Linked DNA regions of Homo sapiens: region 1 is linked to region 2. A link is an interaction called in ENCODE POLR2A ChIA-PET data of the cell type or tissue named here. Cell type or tissue: MCF 10A. All regions are shown on one strand. Each heading gives the region's core, and the rest is flanking DNA. Links, peaks and the distances in the headings are about the cores only.

What was found. ChIA-PET counts read pairs that join two places held together with the same protein. Peaks named below come from ENCODE experiments on the same cell type or tissue, not always from the same donor. Only the 100,000 strongest peaks of a DNase experiment are listed, where the experiment ranks them.
Region 1: POLR2A ChIA-PET joins it to region 2 with 24 read pairs; 11 of 35 experiments call an interaction of 5 or more read pairs at or near these places.

The regions. Positions count from the first base shown.
Region 1 is chr6:27,615,692-27,621,075 of GRCh38, forward strand. It overlaps TRT-CGT5-1 (tRNA-Thr (anticodon CGT) 5-1), which reads left to right and starts at 2,665; the gene lies at 2,665-2,738. In MCF 10A, for the core only: a CTCF peak has its summit at 2,112; a DNase peak (open chromatin) is centred at 2,190.
Region 2 is chr6:27,517,373-27,522,756 of GRCh38, forward strand. It overlaps TRQ-CTG1-2 (tRNA-Gln (anticodon CTG) 1-2), which reads left to right and starts at 2,157; the gene lies at 2,157-2,228. RefSeq lists an enhancer at 1,510-1,799 and a silencer at 2,190-2,239. In MCF 10A, for the core only: CTCF peaks have their summits at 1,623 (motif pointing right) and 1,826; DNase peaks (open chromatin) are centred at 1,629 and 2,129.

The DNA.
Region 1 (5,384 bases), core at 174-5,173, 98 kb after region 2:
TAGATAAATTCAAAAGTCAACCAATAGCCATCAGTATGCTGATTTATTTCCTTCTAAGATTTTGCTCTGCAAATACACTGAGAATGAAATTGTGATCATTCATAAAGTTTTGTCCTCTGCTTTGTTCACTCAATGGTAGTTCATGAACTTTCTCTGTATTATTAAATGCCGGTTTCTTCTAAAAACCTGTAAGAGCTGCATGATATTCCATATGGATATGGTATGGTAAGATAAGCTTGCACCAAAGTATAATTAAATGCACTGCTGCCTTTACTGAGGAACTCTTCCTACAATCAGTGAGTCAATGGAACTAAAGATGATTAGTGATATAGTTGATTTGCCTTCTGGCACAAGCTCCATATACAATATATACCTATACACATACACATATATGTACCTACATATACCTATATATAGTATATAGTATATAATGTGGTGTTCATAAGTTGAAAAGTGGTTCATTACCTATTTTCTAAAATCCAGATTCACAGCCAGAGACTTGAGCCTGGGAGATGGCAGTGGAGTCAGGGCATCTTTGGGAATGTGGCTAACAAATTTGGTAGAGGAAATGTGTATAGGAACAGGCTACCTATCCACTCCTAATTCCCGCCCCTTCAGCATTCTCCCTTTCATCTTTATTATTTTTCCTTTATGTCTCTGTTTTCTCACCACTGTCCCCTTCCCTCCACCCCCTAACTTATGAGTCTTCTCTAATTCTGAAGGAGCCCAAGTTGAGAAAAGCTCTGTAAAAGAGGCCATACCTAATTTTATCAAGAACTGAAGGTCTGTTTTATCTTTTGGCTCCAGACACCCTCCATGTAAGTTCCCTGGTGCAAGCCTCTGCTGACTTGTGGAAAATGAAGTGAGAAGTAAGAGATATTAAGGCTGGTACTTTTCCAGAATTTCAGTCCTTGCAGGCCCTCGCGTAGCTGCCAAAACACTTGCGATATAATAGTGTGTTTGCAGGTTAACTATTGTGTCACAAGTGCCTTATGTGGTAGAGATTTGAATGCATGCCCTGCCTACTCTTAACTACTGTGTACTCCTTGAGATAAAGAAGTGACATCCACAGTACCTTTCCCATGATTGCTCATGCTTTACTGAATACTGTATTAAATGAATACCTTTAAGAATCAGAAGTCTTAATCTCAGCAGACAAGGAAAGAAAAAGAGCCTACTGAGATACCTTAAGAGCATTAAAAAAACACACCAAAAAAAAAATTAGGTTCAAGCGATTCCTCTGAACATAATAGACCTGTGTTTCACTGAGGTTATACTTTTCTTTAGGCACTAGAAATCAGGAGGCGAACACTGTACCTAAACATAAAACGACATTCTCAAAAACTGCCCTGCACAGGCTTGTTGGGACTTCACGATCCTTCTTGGACCTGCATCCCCCTCTTCTCTGGTACTCGGGTGATGACAAGGAGCTTCAGGAGAAAGGGTCCCTTCTACCCAGGCAAGTTTAGGATTTTGGAAAATAGAAACAAACAACTGGCTCCTCTGGGAGGCGAACCATTGATTCTAAGAAGTTCAGGATGGAGAACAGTGATAAAATTGACCTTGCATTCTCTCCGCTCTCACTCTCTGCCGCGTTAATATGCCCTTCCATTTCTTGTTTTGTTTTCCTATTGTTTGCGTTTATACCACTTCCGGTCACACGGGCATTGTTTTGCCGGTATGACTTTGGGGGATGAAGGTGGGGATGCGGAATATGTGATTGTTTTACCCTTTAAGACCTTTGGGACAGCTGGCTGGATTGCTCTTAAACAGCAGATTTCACAGCCTGTCTTCTGGAAGGGAGAGCTGCGTCCTCGGGATAAGACAGGCGCATAGAGCCTGGATTCCCCGCTTCCCAACCAGTGGCTCGCATTTTTTTCTGAGTTGTTTTAATGTTACTTGTATTTGTCAGTAGTCGAGGACTTTTTAAGTTTTTATTTATTTTATTTTTTTAAGGGATATTGTTTCTTTATGAGCACAGGGCCCCCGACTTGGGACAGGAGACTTCAGATTTATGGTTTAGTTTACTTTTCTACCCCGGTCTGCTTGTCCGAGCCGAATCTCAAATAGCTTTTCTCATGCCCCTCCCGGCCCCTTTCCCCTTGTGGAAGAGAACAAATTTCTGGTTTCTTTGCTACAGCGCCGTTGGATGGAGCTCTTTTATTTGGATTTCGGTGTCGCTCAGTGGAGAAGTAGAAACATGGCAAGGATTTACTCCCTGGGTGGAGGATCCAAAATGATACAATCTTAAAGACGACTGGAGCAGGCGGAGCCTCTCTTGGGCTTCTGTCCCCGGGAGGTGCTTCACTGCCCCTTTCTTTACTGTCTCACCCTTACCCTCACCTGTCAGTGTGGCTCTTTTGATTTATGATTTGGGGGAATTTGAGACAGATGAAGGCACTTTTCCCCCAAGGCGCTAAGAACTGAAGTTCAGAATACCTGGGCATTAAGCAGAGTGAAAAGTACTGCAGACAGTGGGGCGTGGCTAACAATGGCCGAAAGCTAATTGGAGGGGAGGCTAAAATTATTAGAGAATGCAGGGATCTGTGTTGTTTGACCATAAGCCAGAAAATCGGAAGAGGGAGAAAAATGAAAAATCAGCAACAAAACTGGGTCGAGAGTGAAAATAGCTTTAGTAAGAGGAATTAAGTTCAATTCTATCGTGGCCCTGTAGCTCAGCGGTTGGAGCGCTGGTCTCGTAAACCTAGGGGTCGTGAGTTCAAATCTCACCAGGGCCTAACAGACTGCCCTTTGGGTTCTGGTGTTTACCTACACTTCTTGTGTCTTATTTTTATGTTTTTTTGAGACAAAGTCTCGCTCACGTCACCCAGGCTGGAGTGCAGTGGCGCCATCTCGGCTCTATACAACCTCCGCCTTCCGGGTTCAAGCGATTTTTTCCCGCCTCAGCCTCCCGAGTAGATGGGACTACAGGCCTGCACCACCAAGCCCGGCTAATTTTTGTGTTTTAGGGTAGAGACAAGGTTTCGCCATGTTGGCCAGACTGGTTTGGAACTCCTGATCTCAAGTGATCTGCCCGCCTCGCCCTCCCAAAGTGCTGGGACTACAGGCGTCAACCACCGCGCCCTGCCGAAGGGTGCGTTTATTAGATGCCAAAACCTAAAACTGGAAATTATTCAAATCGATAAGCACCCATTTTAGCCCACCTTCTCAGAATACAGGAATGTACTGGTAGCAAAAGTAGGAAATGCTAGAAATACACTCTGGTTCCAAAATGGCAGAAGCAAGCTGGCTTCACTGCTTCCTACTGAAAACCAAAACTAAATACACAGCACCAAAATTATCACCAAACGTAAGGAATTCTAAAATTAAAATTCCTCATAACAGATGGAAATGAAACTGCTGTGCTATCTGAACTGTTGATGATACACGAAATTCAGCTGTGGGAATCTTTGAAGATCTACCAATACAAGAATTAGTGGCAATATAAACCAGCTAATAAATGTCTCTTTCTGATAAACTAATTTGTATCAAATCTCAGTCACCTGCAACCTAAGGAGTCCCCACTAATTTAGTCATTGTAGGCCTAAAGAAACCACATTATAATTATCGATTTTATGATGCTTATTTAATGGACTGTAAGCTCCCTGATAGCAGGCATCATATCTTATTTAATATTGTATCTCAGAGCCTTGCAGAGTATGAACCCTGGTCTCTGCTAAGTAACAGTTTCTTGAATGAAGCACAGCTAAAGAAATACAACCAGGCTGGGCACGGTGGCTCAAGCCTGTAATTTCAGGCCAAGGTAGAATCATTTTAGTCTAGGAGTTTAAGGTTGCAGTGAGCTATGGTCACGCCCCTGGGTGACAGAGCTGAGACCCTGTTGAAAGAAAGAAAAAAAAAGAAAGAAAGAGACAATCAGAATGTAATGAGTTTGTAAATACCGCAGGAGGTAGAAAATTTACCTGAAGCCTGAGAAATCAAAGTCAGCAAATATAGAACAAAGAAAACAACACAGCAAGCCCTGATAAAGATTCTACCTAAATGTAAAGTGACCAATCCTCCTGGTCTCAATTTATGCGTTAGAATCGGAATTGAGCTGCCTGCAAAATTGAACACCCAAAGATAACATCTGAGTGGCTCACATAAATTGTTAAAATCAGTAATCTATATCAGAGACTAAAATGATGGAGTTTCTCTCCACCACATTTGTTCTAAATACTGAATAACATAATAATGTCCACAAGCCACAAATACACTCCTCAAAATGGTAATTTGGATTCTTGAAATAATCCAACACTTTTTGTTGTACTAAGTTTGGAAAATCTACTTTAAATTGCTTAAGAATCAGGACAGGCACAGATTATTCATTTCCACTAAAATCCGCCAGAGCAGCTTTTAGTTGCTTGCACATTAGGACTATCATTCCTTTCTGAAAGCCCTCAGGGTACTTTATGTTTCCATGACTTCATAGATACTGCTTTCTCTGCATGCAATAATAATTTCATCCCTTCTTCTAGCTAAGTCCTACTAATTCAGATTTCAAATAATGTATCACTTTGCCCTCAATCTAGGTGAGAGATGCTTTTTCATAGCACCATTTGCACTCCTTTATTATATTTGAATAATATCTAGTAAATAATAATGTATTTTTTCTTTTCTTTTTTTAGAGGAAGTCTCACTCTTGTCACCCAGGCTGGAGTGCAGTGGCGCGATCTTGGCTCACTGCAACCTCCGCCCCCCGGGTTCAAGCTATTCTCCTGCCTCAGCCTCCCAAGTAGCAGGGATTACAGGTGCCCGCCACTATGCCTGGGTATTTTCTGTATTTTTAGTAGAGATGGGCTTTCAGCATTTTGACCAGGCTGGTCTCGAACTCCTAACCTCAGGTGATCTGCCCGCCTTGCCTTCCCAAAGTGCTGAGATTACAGCGCCTGGCCTCTTTCTGTATTTTTGAAACCACTTTTGCAAAGATTATAACAGTGGGAAAAGTATGACCATAAAAGAGATCTGACCTGACTCCATCTTGGCCTTTGCCTCCAAGCTGCCCTTATTATTCCTGGGTGTAGGTGGAACTAACTTTGGGAGGAATTTAATTTTTAACTATCATTTAAAAGCCGTAGCTTCTGAATTTTCAGGGGGCCTGATTTGAGTAACAGTAAAACTCCAATCTCCCATTTAGCTGGCTTTATGTGTATTAAACTCTTTCTCCATTGCCATTCCCCGTCTTGATAAATCAGCTCCACCTGGGCAGCTGGCAGGACGAACCTTTTGGGCAATTACATTTAGAAGTTTGGTAACCATGAGGATGTGTCTCCATTTTGTTTATCTATTTGTTTTTTCTAAATTCTGGGGTGACCTAAAAGGTATCTCAGTTTTGTTTTTGTTTGTTTGTTTGTTTGTCTGAGACAGAGTCTCACTGTGTCACA
Region 2 (5,384 bases), core at 104-5,103:
TAGTCATCATGACTCCCTAAGCTCTCTTGGCTGTGGTAGTTCTTAGACTTTCCTTGATTTTGATGATCTTGACAGTTTTGAAGAGTGTTGAGCAGGCATTTTGTAGAATGTCCTTCAACTAGGATTTGTCTGATATTTTTCTCATCATTAGATCGGAGTTAGGGGTTCGAGGGAGCAAGACCGCAGAGGTAAAGTGGAGGGTTTTTGTTTGTTTGTTTGTTTGTTTTGAGACAGGGTCTCCCTCTGTCACGCAGGCTGGAATGCAGTGGCACCATCTCGGCTCTCTGCAACCTCCGCCTCCCGGGTTCAAGCGATTCTCCTGCCTCAGCCTCATGAGCAGCTGGGACTACAGGCATCTGCCACCACGCCTGGCTAATTTTTGTATTTTTAGTGGAGACAGGGTTTCACCATGTTGGCCAGGCTGGTCTCGAACTCCTTGCCTCAAGTGATCCACCTGCCTCGGCCTCCCAAAGTGCTGGGATTACAGGAATAAACCACCATGCTTGACCTAAAGCGCCATTTTTATCACGTTATATCAAGACAATATACTATCAACATGGCTTATCACTGCTGGTGTAATGCTTTTGGGATTTATTCACTGCTTACTTTCCCACCCTTTTTCATACTGTATTCTGTAGAGCAATCACTATGCAGAGCCCACAATGAAGGGGTGGAGTTATCTGGAATTCTGCTCAGGAGATTCCTTGAAAAACTGAGATTTGTTGCACATCAGGGAAGCTGTAGGGATTGGTTTGAAGTCTTCTATTTATTGTTTCTCAAATTGTTTCAGCTTTGACCATTACAGGCATATATTTTTAATTTTTTTTTTCAGAGAGCACAGAACTTGGTACAAGCCCTAGCCCTTAGAAATGCTCATCTTAAATTTGTTACATGGACCTTCAGTTTTTCAAAAGCCTCCAGTGGGCTAGATTTTTATTGAAAATGCTTAGGATCCTCATGCTTCTTGTTCCCGAGGCTCCTGGAAACCACCTTTAGTTATCCCGTTTGGTAAGAGGGTTTCATTCTGTCTTGCTTTCTGGTAGTGAGTGGATCAGAAAGTCATAGGGCTGGGAGAAGATGGACTGGATGAGATATGTACGGATATTCTCTTTGCCACTGTACAGCGGCCATTGCAGCTCCTGCCGCAGAGCCCACGGCCCTACGGGCGGGACCCATTTTAACCTGGTAGTGACAGTGCCGCCTCATTGAAGCAGGAAGGATTTTTGTCCATGACACTAGACGTCTCTAAGCAATAAAGTAATTTTGGCAGATGCCGATACCTCTCATGTGATCTTGTTGGGAAGGTTCAGATCCTATCACCTGAGATTATTTACTCTTAAAGACCCTCTGCCTCCTTCCTCAGCCTTTCTGTTTGACAACATAAGATCGCTTTTATCTCCTGCAATGAACACTCCTAGACAAGTCATGTCCGGGTCTTGGTATCAGTAAATTTTTACTGCTGAATATTTTGGGAGAGGTTCTCAGTTAATCCCATTGAGAAAGACCAAGTTAAAGCTTTATCAGTGAGAAACTAATTACAAAATCCTGCCTTGCAAATATTCGAGCTTTTAACAGTGCTTTACTCTTTGGTATCCACGAGGTGGAGCCTTCCCGGGAAGCAGAAAGCATCTTTTGGTGTCCTGTTTTTTGTTTTTTACCCTCGGCAACGCCACGGGTGCCAGGACTAGTTGACACGCCGCCTCAATTTAAGTCATCCATAATTTATACGTTACGAAATGGAACTTTCAAAAGTGTTCCTAGCGTTAGGAGCAAAGAACGCCGGACAAACGCTCGGGAGGCGGCGAGCCTCGCGGTTCTTCCAACAACGCAATCTGTCAGCGCGGCTAGGTTGGTGCCCTCTCCCCCTGTATCGGGGCAGCCCGGCTTAGGGCCGCAGAACCGAGGCTGGGGAGCCCCGCAGGCTGTTGCTAAGAGTCCAGGGGAGGCACGGACTTACCTTATCTGCCCCTGGAAACAGATTTGCTCTTGGATCTTGCACGAAGAGCCCTGTGAGAAACGAAAAGGGAACTTGTGTGATGGCGGCAGATAACGAACATTAGGGTAGAAACTTAGGTTCTTAAAGGGAAGACAGCTTGAGTTCGGAAATGAAGATATATTCCTTCAGGAAGGCCTGTTAAAAACACGAGCTATTGCGAGGTTCCATGGTGTAATGGTTAGCACTCTGGACTCTGAATCCAGCGATCCGAGTTCAAATCTCGGTGGAACCTGTCGTTTCTTCTTGCTTCCTCACTATTTTTTTCTTTCTAAAATAAATTTCCCTCTTAGATATGATTGGCAGGAATCTCCAGTTCATGTGAACCCAAAGTATGACGCGGACTCTGTACGGGGCCCACTGACTCTCTGCTCTATGTTCAGAGCAGGAGACCCTCATACCTCCTTCATTTTACTACCCTCCTCACCACCACCTAACAGATATTCTAATACCCAAAATAATTCGAGTTGAGTTAAACTTTTTACTTGATTTATTGCTTTATGAAATGCAGTTAATTCACTTCAGAGGACAAAAAGGACTCAACAGATTTGAGGGAAAAGAAATATTCTTGTATGTATCTTTTTCCCAAGAGAATGAGGCTTTATAATGCCTTTTAGGTGCAATCACTAGAATTTATAGGTGTTTCATTTGCCACTGAGAAACAAGGATTAGTGAAAATAAATCTGTACTTTAAATAAAAATTGCTTAAACTCTCTTAGGTATTTGAACACTATTGGATCCTCACATGGTAACTTCAATCACTGTCAACACGGTAAGTAAATATCCAGATACACCTTCTAAGTGCTCTGTTGGTCATTTCTGTGACATTAACCCGCCACACAGAATTGCTGTCAATGCTGAATACGTCCCATAGAATGATAGAGCTTTAAAATTGTATCCTAGGATGCCTCTGTGATTATTTTGTCTTCATAAAACTAAATGTCTCTTGTTGCAAGTTAGTTTATTTTCTGGTAAATGTTTGGATTTGTCACAACTTAAGGAAAGACAAAGAAGTTACTGGGTCTCTGAAGAATTAAGGCCAAAGTGCTTTCCTTAGTTTGATTTTATCTATTAGTATTTATAAAATTGTGTCTTTTAATTGTGGATACAGGGTATCAGGCTATATGTTATAATCTTTTTTCATTTAATCTTATATTGCTAAAATTAATCATCTCTTTTGTTGTATGTAGCTACCATTCATTCATTGATTTCATGTTAGCTGCTGTGTAATATGAACATGCCACAGCTCATTCATTCATCTTTCCATTAATGGGAAACCAAGAGATGTTTATAATATAAATTTGATTTTGAATTATGGCAATTCTTGGGTCACAAAAATTAAAAATTATTTTACTGCAGAGGAAATTCCTGATTCTGCAACCATACATTTAATGGAGAATTTATAACTTTGAATTGTCATTTTCATTTTCCAAATGCTTCCACACATAATGATTATTTGCCCTTTTATATTGTACTACCCATTCCTTCTGATTCCTCATGCATTTTCTAGTGTTAACTGCTAGCAGCATTATGTTCCCCAGCATGGAATGCCTTTGCTAGGCCTTATGCCACCACTGCCTCTAAAAGCTTAAATATCTACCTGCATTTAGCAGATATCTATTCATTACCCTTACCAAGGCAAATGTTGCAAGAAAATAGATGCTTACCTTTAATTTAGATGGACCTAATTTGCTTCTAAACATTTCTTCATAGACTTTATTATACTTGCATAAAGATGCATCATGATAAAATACATAATTTTGGAGTTTTTCTCCCTTGTTTATATACATGTTTCTTCTGAAAGAAGAAATACATCTGATTGGAAAACTTAGGGCACATGCGTGCCATCCTAGCTACATAGAAGCCTAAGAAATTGTTTTAGACAGTTTGGACTACTATAACTATATAATGTTTGTTGACTTAAACAACAAACATTTATTTCTCACAATTCTGAAGGCTGGGAAACCCAAAATCAAGGTTCCAGCTGATTCAATGTCTGGTGAGCCCTCCCTTCTTGATTTGCAGCCTACTGTCCTCTTGCTCTATCCTCACATACTGGGGGGACAGAGAGAGAGAGAGAGAAACAGAGAGAGAGAGGCTTCCACATATGCATTTGAGTCCATTCAGTCCATAGCAGGAATTTAGTTATCACAGAACCATTGAGGATGCACAGTTCATTGGTAGAGAATTCTCCCTAGTCATATGAAGTCTTAGGCATATTAGACCACTATGTTCATCAATATGATTATCTATAATTTCTTTTCTTCCTAAACTTTTCTTTTTCCATCAATTTTCTCTTTCATTATGATTCAGCCACAGAATCTGTTAAAATAGGCCGGGCACAGTGGTTCATGCCTGTAGTTTCCACAGTTTCAGAGGGTGAGGTGGGTGGATCACTTAAGGCCAGGAGTTGGTGACCAGCCTGAGCAAGATGGTGAGTCCCTGTCTCTACAAAACTAATATTTGTTAAATAATCTGTTAAAATATTAGTTAATAATTACTAAATTTTGAGATGTAGAAACAAAATGGAACTAAAATGATGAATAACAATAATACACAAAATGGGATGTTGTAATAAGGATCAAATTATACTGGAGTCATTTATCATAATAAAAGATAATTTTTAGAACTGTTTACTGAAGTTATAATTCATGCAAATGCTGAACGAATGACTATGAAATTAGTACTTGTCTGAGGGCATGGCCAAAGCTACGCAGTAGTGCCTCTTTGCTGTGAATAAAATGCCAGGATGTAAAAATTTAAGAATTTTATTGAAAAACTAATTATTATTAGCATTATATTTAATGTATTATATTTTATATTAATATATTACTATAAGAACTGTATTATAATCAAAACTTTACTAGTCAAAATTTCAAAGGTTGATATTATTGTGTATTGATATCATTTACTAGATTTTTCTTCAGTCACCCTACAGCACAGCTGGGCCAAAAAATAGATGCCCACTTTTAACTTAGATGGACTTCATTGCTTCTAAACATCTCCTCTTTTCTTCAAAGACTTTGTTATACTTGCATAAACAAAGATTTGTCATGATATAATACAAAATTTTGGAACGTTTCCCCCTTGTGAAAGTTTAATGTGACAAAATAGACATTTTGCTTTTAAGTTATTTTGACAAAATGAAAAAAATTGTCAAATAGAACTTTTGTTTAAAGACTCAAGGCTAATATAGAAAATAGTTTTTGAAGGTATTTTTAAATATTCTAGAAATGAAGAATTAAGATATAATTACAACTTTATTATTCTTCATTTTATTCTAATGTAAATATTTATAATATTTGTTGAGAATAAAAGTATGTGATGTTCTTCCTATACAGCAATCTAAAGAACTCTTATATTTATATTAACTTCCTTATATTAATTTCAA